Linked DNA regions of Homo sapiens: region 1 is linked to region 2. A link is an interaction called in ENCODE POLR2A ChIA-PET data of the cell type or tissue named here. Cell type or tissue: CD4-positive, alpha-beta T cell. All regions are shown on one strand. Each heading gives the region's core, and the rest is flanking DNA. Links, peaks and the distances in the headings are about the cores only. Region 1 holds the start of LOC105371773 (a long non-coding RNA gene). Region 2 has its middle 9.5 kb from the start of TOP2A.

Region 1 (5,372 bases), core at 293-5,292, 89 kb after region 2:
TTGGTGCACCCTGTCCCCACTATTATAACCCTGCTGGGAGGGTTCAGGAGTGCCATGTTGGTAGATGAAGCACTGCTCTATTTTGTCCCTCACCTTAACAGGCACATGTCACCTGTACTTGGTGGCTCTATCCAGCAGAAGGAGAGAAGGTGGGAATGAGTGTCATCGTGGTTCAGACACTGTCCAGTGGGGTCACCTTAGCTTAGTCACTTCATATATGGAGGGATTCCTGGGAGCAGGCTCTGTGCTAAGGTGCTGGGGAAACAAAAATAAAATAATGTCCCTGTTCTCAAGGAGGAGCTCACAGTCTAGTGGAGAAGGCAGACCTGCAGTTTAACGATGGCTATTTCATGATGTCCTTGCTCTGCCGAGGAGGAGGTGAGCAGCACAGTGGGAGCACGGAGGGAATCAGGACCTCCGTGCTCCCACTTGCTAGAGGAGGCAGGGCTGAGATACAACGAGAAGGGTTATTTGCCAGGTGGACAAAAGCAGAGGTCATTGAGTTTAGAAAGTGGGTTCAGGTTGGGTGCAGTGGTGCACATCTGTAGTCCTAGCTACTTGGGAGGCTGAGGTAGGAGGATCCCTTGAGCCCAGGAATTTGAGGCTGCAATGAGCTATGATGGTGCCACTGCACTCAAGCCTGGGTGACAGAGTGAGATCCTGTCTGAATAAACAAACAAAAAGCAGCAGACTCAGCAAGTGCAAAGGAATGAACATGTGGCAGGGAAATGTGGAATAACTTGGAAGAGTTGGATAATACAAAGTGGCATGTTGGCAATGATGGTGCGGGGATGTTAGGCTGGCGAGGCATTGGGAAGCATGAAGGATTTCAAGCAGGGGATGGACACAACCAGATCTGTGTGTTGGAAAGTCTGCCTGGGCTGCCCCACAGAGGGCATGATGGGGGTGGGGAGGACACCTGGAAAGCTGATACCATGATCTGGGTGAGATAGGGTGGGGTAGGGGAGTCACCCTAAGGCTGGGCAGTGAGAGAAGTAACAGGATTGAGGGATTGTGCTTAGCTGGTTTGGGCTTGAGTGACTGGGTAATTGGGGGCACCATCCATCCCAGTAGGGAAACAGGAGGTATGTAGGTTTAATGGTGAGGATGGAGATGCATATGCATTAAGTTTGAGGACCTGATGATTTGAGGTGCTCATGGGACATCCAAAGTGAGATGTCTGAGGGAGAGCTGATATAAAGATTTGGAGGCCAAATAAAAGTTAGGGCTGTAGTTTGATATTTGGGGCTCATCATCCTACATCAAATACAGATGAGTTAAGGGGCCACAGAATGCTCTGGAAGCTGCACAGGATGACTTTGGTGCCCTGTGCATCCACCGTTGGCATTCGCTGTTCCCCTGCATGCTGAGGCTTCTGCCTGCATCCCTGCAGTTCTGCCAGAGGCCTTCTCTGCAGACAGAAGCAGGCTGTCTGTCCTGTGCATGGGACAGGTTAGGAGTGTTGTGGAGTTGATGACCCCAGGAGCAGCCTTCAGCCAGTGACAGATGCGAACTGGATGATGAAAACCATCTTTACTTCCTGTAGGTGTGTTCTGCCATCTCTCAGGGGCTTCCAGTGGGATTGCGTTTGAGTTCCCAGTTGCCCACAGGGGCTTGTCAGTCCTCCTCCATTGGCTTCCTCCCCCTTTCTGTGTCACTCTTCCATTTCCCTACAGTGCTTCCTGGGATCACCTGCCAAGTCAATGAATCTCATGCTCATCCTTGTCTCAGAGTCTGCTTCTGGGGAACCCGTTCTAAAACACTGGTTTCCTTCAGTAGGATGTGCGTCTGCATTGACTGCTTCCTGTCTTGATTGCTTCTTCATGTTTCCAGCATGTCTTGACTCTCAACTGGCCTGGAAGTGGCTTCAGGGTGTTTTCATCTCTGTGTCTCCAGCACCAGGATGCCAGGGGAAGGGATTCCTCAGCAAGCGGTTGTTGGATATATGAATGAATAAACCCACCAGTGGCTTCTCATTGCTTTTAGGATCGAGACCCAACTGTTCAATAAGCTTCACAAGGCTCCTTCCCACCTCTCCACCTCCACGTCCCGCCACCCTCCCCCACCCTCTGATGGTGCGTGTGGCACATGCCGGTCTCTGCCTGACTGCTCCTTCGCCAAGCCATCCTCTTGACACAGTACTAGTTCACACCTCCTCCCCCATCCTTCCCTTAGCACTCCTCCATTTCCCACTCCCCGCCCCCTTCTCAGAGAACTCAGGCATCCTCTCTGCAGCAAAGATGTCCCTGACCACCGTCCCCAGCCCAGACCAGTTGGGGCCCTACTGTTCTAACCTCCTGTAGCACTCTGTGTATTTCTTCATGCTCCCTATCATTGACTTCGGTTATGAATTTTTTTTTTTTTTTTTGAGACGGAGTTTCGCTCTTGTTGCCCAGGCTGGAATGCAGTGGCGCGATCTCGGCTCACTGCAACTTCCGCCTCCTGGGTTCAAGCGATTCTCCTACCTCAGCCTCCTGAGTAGCTGGGATTACCGGCATGCACCACCACGCCTGGCTAATTTTTTTTTGTATTTTTAGTAGAGATGGGGTTTCACCATGTTGGTCAGGCTTGCCTCGTACTACTGACCTCAGGTGATCCACCTGCCTCGGCCTCCCAAAGTGCTGGGATTACAGGTGTGAGCCACCATGCCCGGCCTTGGAATTATTTAAATAATGCTTAGAATGATGTTTCTCAAACTTTTCTGATTATGAACCACAGGAAGAAATACATTTTATGCCAGGACCCAGTTCACGTAATACATGTATAACTGAATGCTTATCCTCACTGCTTGGGCTACACTAATATTTTCTATCCCATTCTGTATTGCATTTAAAAAAATGCTGGCTGTGACTCACTAAATGGACTATAGGCTGGCAGTTGGGAAAAAGGTCTAGACAACAAGATAGATGCCTGCAAATTCAGGAGAGTAGGGACTTAATTCACTTGTACTCACTGCTGTCCCCCAGGGCACTGCACAGTGTCTGGCACCCAGAAAGGTGCTCAATCAATATTTGTTGAATGACCATATGATAGGAACAAATATGTATGAATGAGTGAATGAATTGCCTGCCCCACCCAGACAGGAAACTGTGGCTTCTATCAGATTTTGCTGTTACCGAAAAATACCAGCCCACTTCCTGTGGCTTTGATCTGCAGCCTTAATTCTAAACTGCCCTGCCTCAGCCAACAGCTATCTGCAGCTCATTTCCTGCTTTCTGGCCATCTTATCTCTGTCTTCAAGCATTCCTCAGCTTTCTCTTTCCAGGTAAGTATACCCAGAGCCCCAGTTCTTCCTCTTGCAACTTTGGCAGCACAGGGTGGGGCTGCCCTTTTGGGCCAAGTACTATCCCAGATCTCAGGCTCCTGGGGTGTGGGGCCTTTCTGGGTCAGGCGTGTCCTTCTGATTCCAGCCTCCTGGGGGGCAGGTGCTAGGGCTGGGCCTGGGCATCGGTCCACATCCTGTTGATGGTCTTTGGGACAGGATGGGGGATGAGGATGGAGGGTAGACATTGATGAAATAACCATGCAGATGTCTAATTATGGACTGTGAAAGAGGCTATGAAGGAAAAGTCAAGGTTGCCTTGAGAATGTGTAACAAGGGACATGCCTATAGGGGATCACGGAGAGCTGCCTCAATTAATCCAAGATCTGAATACAATAGAAGCTAGCCAGGCAAAAAGGGTAAAGGAGAGAGAAAGAACTTGCAGATGGAAGAGACTGCAGGTGCAAAGGTCCTGGGGTAGGAGTGAGTGATAGCGGTCCTGTTGAGGAGCTGAAGAAAACTCAGTGCAGCTGGTGGACAAAGACAGAAGGATTTACAACAAGGAGGCCAGAGAGGCACCTAGGGGCCAGCCCCAGTGCACCAGCTTAGAGGTTTTGGATTTACCTTGAAAACAGTGGGAAGCAACAGAACATTTGTAGAAGCGTGATGACATTGTGTTTGGTTTTTTTAATTTGTTTTTGTTTATCTATTTTTATTTTTATTTATGTATTTTTGAGACAGGGTCTCGCTCTGTCGCCCAGGCTGGAGTGCAGTGGTGCTATCTCAGCTCACTGCAATCTCCACCTCCCGGGTTCAAGAATTCTCCTGCCTCAGCCTCCTGAGTAGCTGGGACTACAGGCACATGCCACCATACCCAGCTAATTTTTTTGTATTTTTAGTAGAGACGGGGCTTCACCCTGTTAGCCAGGATCGTCTCAATCTCCTGACCTCGTGATCTGCCCATCTCGGCCTCCTAAAGTGCTGGGATTACAGCAGTGAGCCACAGTGCCCGGCCCTGTTTTGGTTTATTTTTGAGACAAGGTCTTCTCTGTCACCCATGCTGGAGTGCAGTGGCACGATCATAGCTCACTGTAGCCTTGACCTCCTGGGATCCAGCAATCCTCCCAAGACATTGTGTTTTGCAAGATCCTCTGGATGTGGTATGGCTAAAGGGTTGGGGAGCTGATCAAGTGCAGAGGGCAGGAGCCTAGGGTGGTGGTGGTGGAGATACAGGCACATGACTGGCTTTGAGAAGTACAGTACTTAGTAAGTACAGTCCAATATAGTCCAATACAGTAGAGTTGAATTTGTCCATTCAACAGTGTTAAACACCATGACTCTAAGGACCAGAGAGCCAGGCTGGGTTCTGCCTTTAGGCAGCTCTCAGTCTTCTGGGAGTGCAAGTTGGAGGCAGATTGGCCAGGCTGAAAATGCAAAGTGCTCAGGGATGTTCAAATAGCAAGCATGCCTCCTGGAGTGCATGCCCAGAGGAAGAAGGAGCACCTTCAGTGGGTGCTTTCCTGCAAATACTGTTTGAGTTCCAGGCAGAAGAGAAAACAGGGTGCTGGGAGAGGATTCATTAGGGTCTCCTTCCTGACTCCTCACCATCATTTATAGGACTTTTGGCTACAGGGATCTTCCCTGCATTTCACCGGGGCCTATAGTAGGGCTGAGAGTGTGAGAGGGAACAGGGGTCTCCCCAAGTGCCTGGGGCAGCGAGCCTTGTAGGTCAGGTGAGGGTGGCATCCAGACTGGGCTCTCACTCTCCTCTTCCTGCCTCTGACTCATTTTCCTTGGAAGTGCATTCCTCTGTAAACCTGATTACTCATGGAGTCTCCGCCCTCCACCTGCAGGCCTGCGCCCTTCCCTGAGGTGTCTCAGTGAGCAAGCCTGAGCCCCCACCCCTATCCCTGCATCCCCATCCCCAAGTAGGGCCTGGGTCTCCCCCTTGGAGTGGGAGCTCCCTGAGGGCAGGGCAGGTATGTTTCTTTGCTTGGCGATTAGGGCTCCTCCAAGGCCTTGAGGAGGGTTTCTCACCCACAGGCTTGTTGCCAACCACCCTCCCGCCACCCCTCTGCCCCTCAAAGGGCTCTGAGGGATCCTCCTGTTA
Region 2 (5,372 bases), core at 147-5,146:
CCAGTTCAGCCTCCCAAGGTGTTGGGATTACAGGCGTGAGCCACTGCACCCAGCCAAGAGTTGCTTTTTGTATTTTTCCTCCTATTTGAAAATTTAAAAGTAAGGTCACCCTTCTCACCCCTGTCACCTTCCCCCACCTCATTGAAGGCAGGCATACCTGTCTATACACGTTTGTGTAAGAATGTAATTTTTATAGATAAAGATAGATTATCAGTAGACTTGGGAACTCAGTGCTAAGAACTCTGCAGAAAAGTTAAATCTTTGGACCAAAGTAAGGGACACTGTGCTGTGGTGAGAAGTCCCAGACCAGCTCTGCTGTCCCTAGTTGCACGAGCTTGGGTAAATCCCCTTCTCTCTCTAGTTTTCAGTTTCCCCACCTGTAAACTGAAGTTGAGGTACCCCAGCTAGAGGATTGGGTTGCAAAATGCCTTCTTCACAGTCTCAGAGAGGTGATAGTGAGGCCGGGCATGGTGGCTCACGCCTGTAATCCCAGCACTTTGGGAGGCCGAGGCGGGCAGATCACCAGGTCAGGAGATGGAGACCATCCTGGCTAACACAGTGAAACCCTGTCTCTACTAAAAATACAAAAAAAAAAAAAAAAAAAAATTTGCCGGGCATGGTGGTGAGCACCTGTAGTCCCAGCTATGCGGGAGGCTGAGGCAGGAGAATGGTGCAAACCCGGGAGGCGGAGTTTGCAGTGAGCCGAGATCGCGCCATTGCACTCCAGCCTGGGTGACAGAGTGAGACTCCGTCTCAAAAAAAAAAAAAAAAAAAAAAAAAAAAGAGAGAGGTGATAGTGAAAGCACTTGGAGGAGGTGAGGCCCAGTTAACCAATCCAGAACAGTCCCACTTTCATCTTTTCATATTTTAGGTTCTGTGTAAAACTTCATTAAACACAGGGCTCCACTGCTTAGATTTTTAAAATTAATGGGTAAATTACTGTTAAGGGCTTTTCAAGTTCTGACACTGTAATTCCAAATATGACTTTTCATTTATTGAGTTGGTTTAAATCAGGGTATGCCTGCAGCTTTGTCTTCCTTTCCCCCCCACAGAGCCCAACCAGGGCTGCAGAGGAGCTCAAGCCCATCGGGGCTGAACCCTGGTGTATGGGGAGGCAGAGGAGGGCCACGGATCCTTTTCACTCTTTATGTGACATCCCTTCCCCCATCTCGTGGCCTAGTGGTATGGCTGGGGCTCTGCCAGCTCCCTAAGACATCCCCAATTGCCCCTCTCTGGCACCAGTGCCTGCCGATGGCAGCTGCTGGAACTGGAGCTTGGCCTTAGTTTTATGCCTGCTGGAGACTTGATCAGCAAGACCTGGGCAAACATAATGAGCCCCTTGCTGCTTCCTCACCCCTAAACTCTCCAGCTCCCTACATCCTTCCTCTGCAGCCCACAGAATGGAAGTGGTAAAGTAGCCCTCCCATCTGACAGCAGAGGCCAGGGCTGGGCCTCTCTGTTCTCTCAGCTTTTCACACCAGGAAAGGGAGGCAGAACTGGACTGAGTATCTTGATAGTCCTCAGGCTACTTGAATGATCGCCCTCAGTATGTTTTATTTGGTCACTGTGGAACATGGAAGGTCATCACCGAGGAACTTCTGCATTGGAATCCTCTACCTCGGAAGAGGAATAAAAAAGTACGTCTCTGGAGCGTCTTCCCTCCGACGTTATCCGGCAGTTGTCCCCCCCTGCTGCTATCTCCAAGGCAATCAGGGCCAGTTTATGTCTACAGGGTCCCCTTCACTGACGATCTGAGACACTAGGCAGGTTGGAAAGGGTGGAGTGGTGCTAGGAGCAAATTATTCACCTGAAGAAAATAGAAAGTTAGATCCTTCTGTTTAGGATTGAAGAAAATAATGGTGTTTCCCAAAGGCCTGGAGTTAAGTGCTGCTTATGTGGTTTTCTGTCTTCCTTCCTGATCATGAGAGAAGCTACAGGAGCAGGAAGATGGGAATCCTGACTGATACACACTCTATTTCCAACAATAGTTTTGCTGATTATAGTTTGTTGAATGCCAATTATAAGCACTGCACATAACTTTCTCCCTAATCTTTACAACAATCCTTTAAACTAAGGCAACTCAGGCTTGCAAGAGTTAGGCAGTGTCCCCAAGATTGTGAATTTCTACTGATCTTTCAAGACACAGATCCAATGTCACTTCCTTTAAAAAAAAATATTTATTTACTTATTTATGAGATGGGGTCTTCTTATGTTGCTCAAGATCACCTCAAACTCCTGGGCTCAAGGATCCTCCTGCCTCAGCCTGCAGAGTAAGCTGGGATTCTGTCACCCAACACACCCAGCTCAATATCACCTTCCTTTGAAGCTTGCTCTAACCAGCCTTGGTTTGTCTTTGTTTTCTTGGCTTCCTGTGCATTTCTCTCTATTACACAGCACTGTGTGTTTACCCACAGGTCTCCCACTTCAAACCACAAGCTCTTCTAAAGTCAGGGATTTACTTATTTCTTTGGTACCCTCACCTAGTACAATGCCCACCCACTGGAGGCCTTCTGTGAATGGTATTATTAGCACTATCATTGTCCACCTGGAGGCAGCACACCCAGCTACCAGACCCCTTGTGCAGGAAAGCCAGCTCTCTGGCCAGGTGGCTGGGCTGTCAAACCCCTAAGTGAAGGGAAATGTCCACACAAGCCTCTGCTTATGCCCCTATGGAAGCCAGGGATGACTGTACCAGCAGTTTGCTGCATCCTCTTTGGATTCAGTGGAAGGTACAGTACTCATTGCTGGCATCAGCTGGGCTGTCCTTGGGGACACTGGGGCTATGCAGGAACATCTCTACCTTGGACTCAAAGACCCAGTGCTACGGTTTGAATGTGTCCCTCAAAAAGCATGTGTGGAAAGTTAATCCCCAACACAACAGTGTTGGAAGGTGGGGCCTAACGGGAGGTTTGTAGGTCATGAACTCCGTGCTCATGAATGGATTAATGACAATTATAAAAGGACTTGAGGCTGAGGCTGCAAGTTTGATCTCTTGCTCTCTTGTCCTTTTGCCTTCTGCCATGGGATGACACAGCATGAAGGCCCTCACCAGATGCAGGCCCCTTGATCTTGGACTTCCCAGTCTTTAGAACTGTAAGAAATAAATCCATGCTTTAAATAAATTATCTAATCTCAGGTATTCTGTTATAGCAGCATGAAACAGACTAAGACACCCAGTGAGGAAGCTGCAGGAAAGAAAACCCAGAAGGGGAAAAAGGGGTCAGTTGCAAGGGTCTCAGAGAAAGCTTCTCTTGAGTAGGGCTGCATCTCATAGGTAAAAGGGGAGAGGAATTCTCCACTAGGGCTAATGAACCCTGCTCCTAGCTGGGAAGTGGATAAAATGTCAGCAGGGGTCTGATTGAGGAACCAGGTTATGTCTGTCCTCTAGAAGCGGAGGCAAAACAGTCACAGGGGACAGTCACAGAGTGTCTCTGTAGACACCTTCCTTCTTCTGTTACTGGGGGAACACCTGGAGGCAGAAGGTGCTAGGGGTAATGATGGTGGCATTAGAGGCAGTAGGGAGGAGGGAGAGCATCCACTTCTGCCAGAGAACTTTGAGAGAAGTGGAGCAGATGAAACAATGAGGGGAGTGGCAGGGTATTGCCAATGGCTTAAATTATGAGCAGATAGGTGAGAGAAGAGAGGGCAGGGGAGGCATCTGGAATTATTTATTCTGAGAAGAGAAAGACATTTTCTTCTTCTTTTATTTTTATTTTTTTGAGATGGAGTCGCTCTGTTGCCCAGGCTGGAGTGCAGTGGTGCGATCTCGGCTCACTGCAAGCTCTGCCTCCTGGGTTCACACCATTCTCCTGCCTCAGCCTCCCGAGTAGCTGGGACTACAGGCACCCGCCACCACACCTGGCTAATTTTTTGTATTTTTTAGTAGCGACGGGGTTTCACCGTGTTAGCCAGGATGGTCTTGATCTCCTGACCTCATGATCCACCCACCTCGGCCTCCCAGAGTGCTGGGATTACAGGCGTGAGCCACCGCGCCCGGCCGAGAAAGACATTTTCATAGGCTTCACTGACATATAGGAATTGACATGTGTGGCTGGGCACCGTGGCTCACGCCTGTAATCCCAGCACTTTGGGAGGCCGAGGCGGGTGGATCATGAGGTCAGGAGATGGAGACCATCCTGGCTAATGTGGTGAAACCCTGTCTCTACTAAAAATACAAAAAATTAGCCGGGCATGGTGGCGGGCGCCTGTAGTCCCAGCTACTTGGGAGGCTGAGGCAGAATGGCATGAACCCGGGAGGCAGAGCTTGCAGTGAGGTGAGATCGCACCACTGCACTCCAGCCTGGGTGACAGAGCAAGACCCCGTCTCAAAAAAAAAATTGACATGTGTAAGATCACAATTCCTGGTCTATTGGATGTTCTACTGTACACACTGCTTCCTCAAAGCCAAGGGAATTAATCCCTAATGGTAGGAGGTGATATTTGACAGGAATATTTGAGGATGTTGTTTTGAGGAGGAAGAGGAGTGTATTAGTCAGGGTTCTCTAGAGGGACAGAACTAATAGGATATTATATACATATATATATATATGAGTATATATATATGAGTTTATATATATATGAGTTTATATATATATATATGAGTTTATTAAGGAATATTAAACTCACATGATCACAAGGTCCCACAATAGTCCATCTGCAAGCTGAGGAGCAAGGAAGCCAGTTCGAATCCCAAAGGTGAAGAACTTGGAGTCTGATGTTCGAGTGCAGGAAACATCCAGCATGGGAGAAAGATGTAGGCTGGGAGGCTAAGCCAGTCTAGTATTTTCACATTCTTCTGCCTGCTTTTATCCTAGCTGTGCTGGCAGCTGATTAGATTGTGTCCAGCCAGATTAAGGGTGGGTCTGCCTTTCCCAGCCCACTGACTCAAACGTTAATCTCCTTTGGAAATACCCTCACAGACACACCCAGGATCAATACTTTGCACCTTTCAATCCAATCAAGTTGACACTCAGTACTAACCATCACAAGGAGGTAAAAGAGAAAGAGGAAAGGGCAGCCATAAAGAAAGGGAGCCTTGGCCTGAGGACACGGGCCTCTTCTGTTCTCTCAGGGAGACCCACCTGAGCATAGATCACCTTTCCAGGTGGACTAGAGGCTCCAGGAGGCCCCTCCAAGCCTCTCCCACTATGCAAGCCTTGCTCTCTCTTCTATCCTGTATTGGGAAGGGGGGTAGAATACAGGATAAGATGAGCTCTCCAGCCCCTGGGGAACCCCCCAGGGGGAGATCCTAGGGGAGTGAGGTACAGGGTTAGTGAGCCAATAGGCATGACTGAGCATCTATTAGGCGTCAGTTTCCGAACACACAGGGATGTGTAGGACACGGTGTCATCCATGTAAGCAGCATTTGTTGT

The links. Peaks named below come from ENCODE experiments on the same cell type or tissue, not always from the same donor. Only the 100,000 strongest peaks of a DNase experiment are listed, where the experiment ranks them.
Region 1: POLR2A ChIA-PET joins it to region 2 with 11 read pairs; 12 of 35 experiments call an interaction of 5 or more read pairs at or near these places.

The regions. Positions count from the first base shown.
Region 1 is chr17:40,513,785-40,519,156 of GRCh38, forward strand. It overlaps LOC105371773 (a long non-coding RNA gene), which reads left to right and starts at 3,161. Exons shown (of 4, transcript NR_188623.1): 1 at 3,161-3,265. In CD4-positive, alpha-beta T cell, for the core only: no CTCF peak of the experiment used is centred there; DNase peaks (open chromatin) are centred at 1,807, 2,137 and 3,137; H3K4me3 peaks cover 3,231 bases.
Region 2 is chr17:40,424,712-40,430,083 of GRCh38, forward strand. No RefSeq gene overlaps it. Among named protein-coding and RNA genes, the nearest start is that of TOP2A, 9.5 kb to the left of the region's middle. In CD4-positive, alpha-beta T cell, for the core only: no CTCF peak of the experiment used is centred there; a DNase peak (open chromatin) is centred at 2,360; H3K27ac peaks cover 547 bases.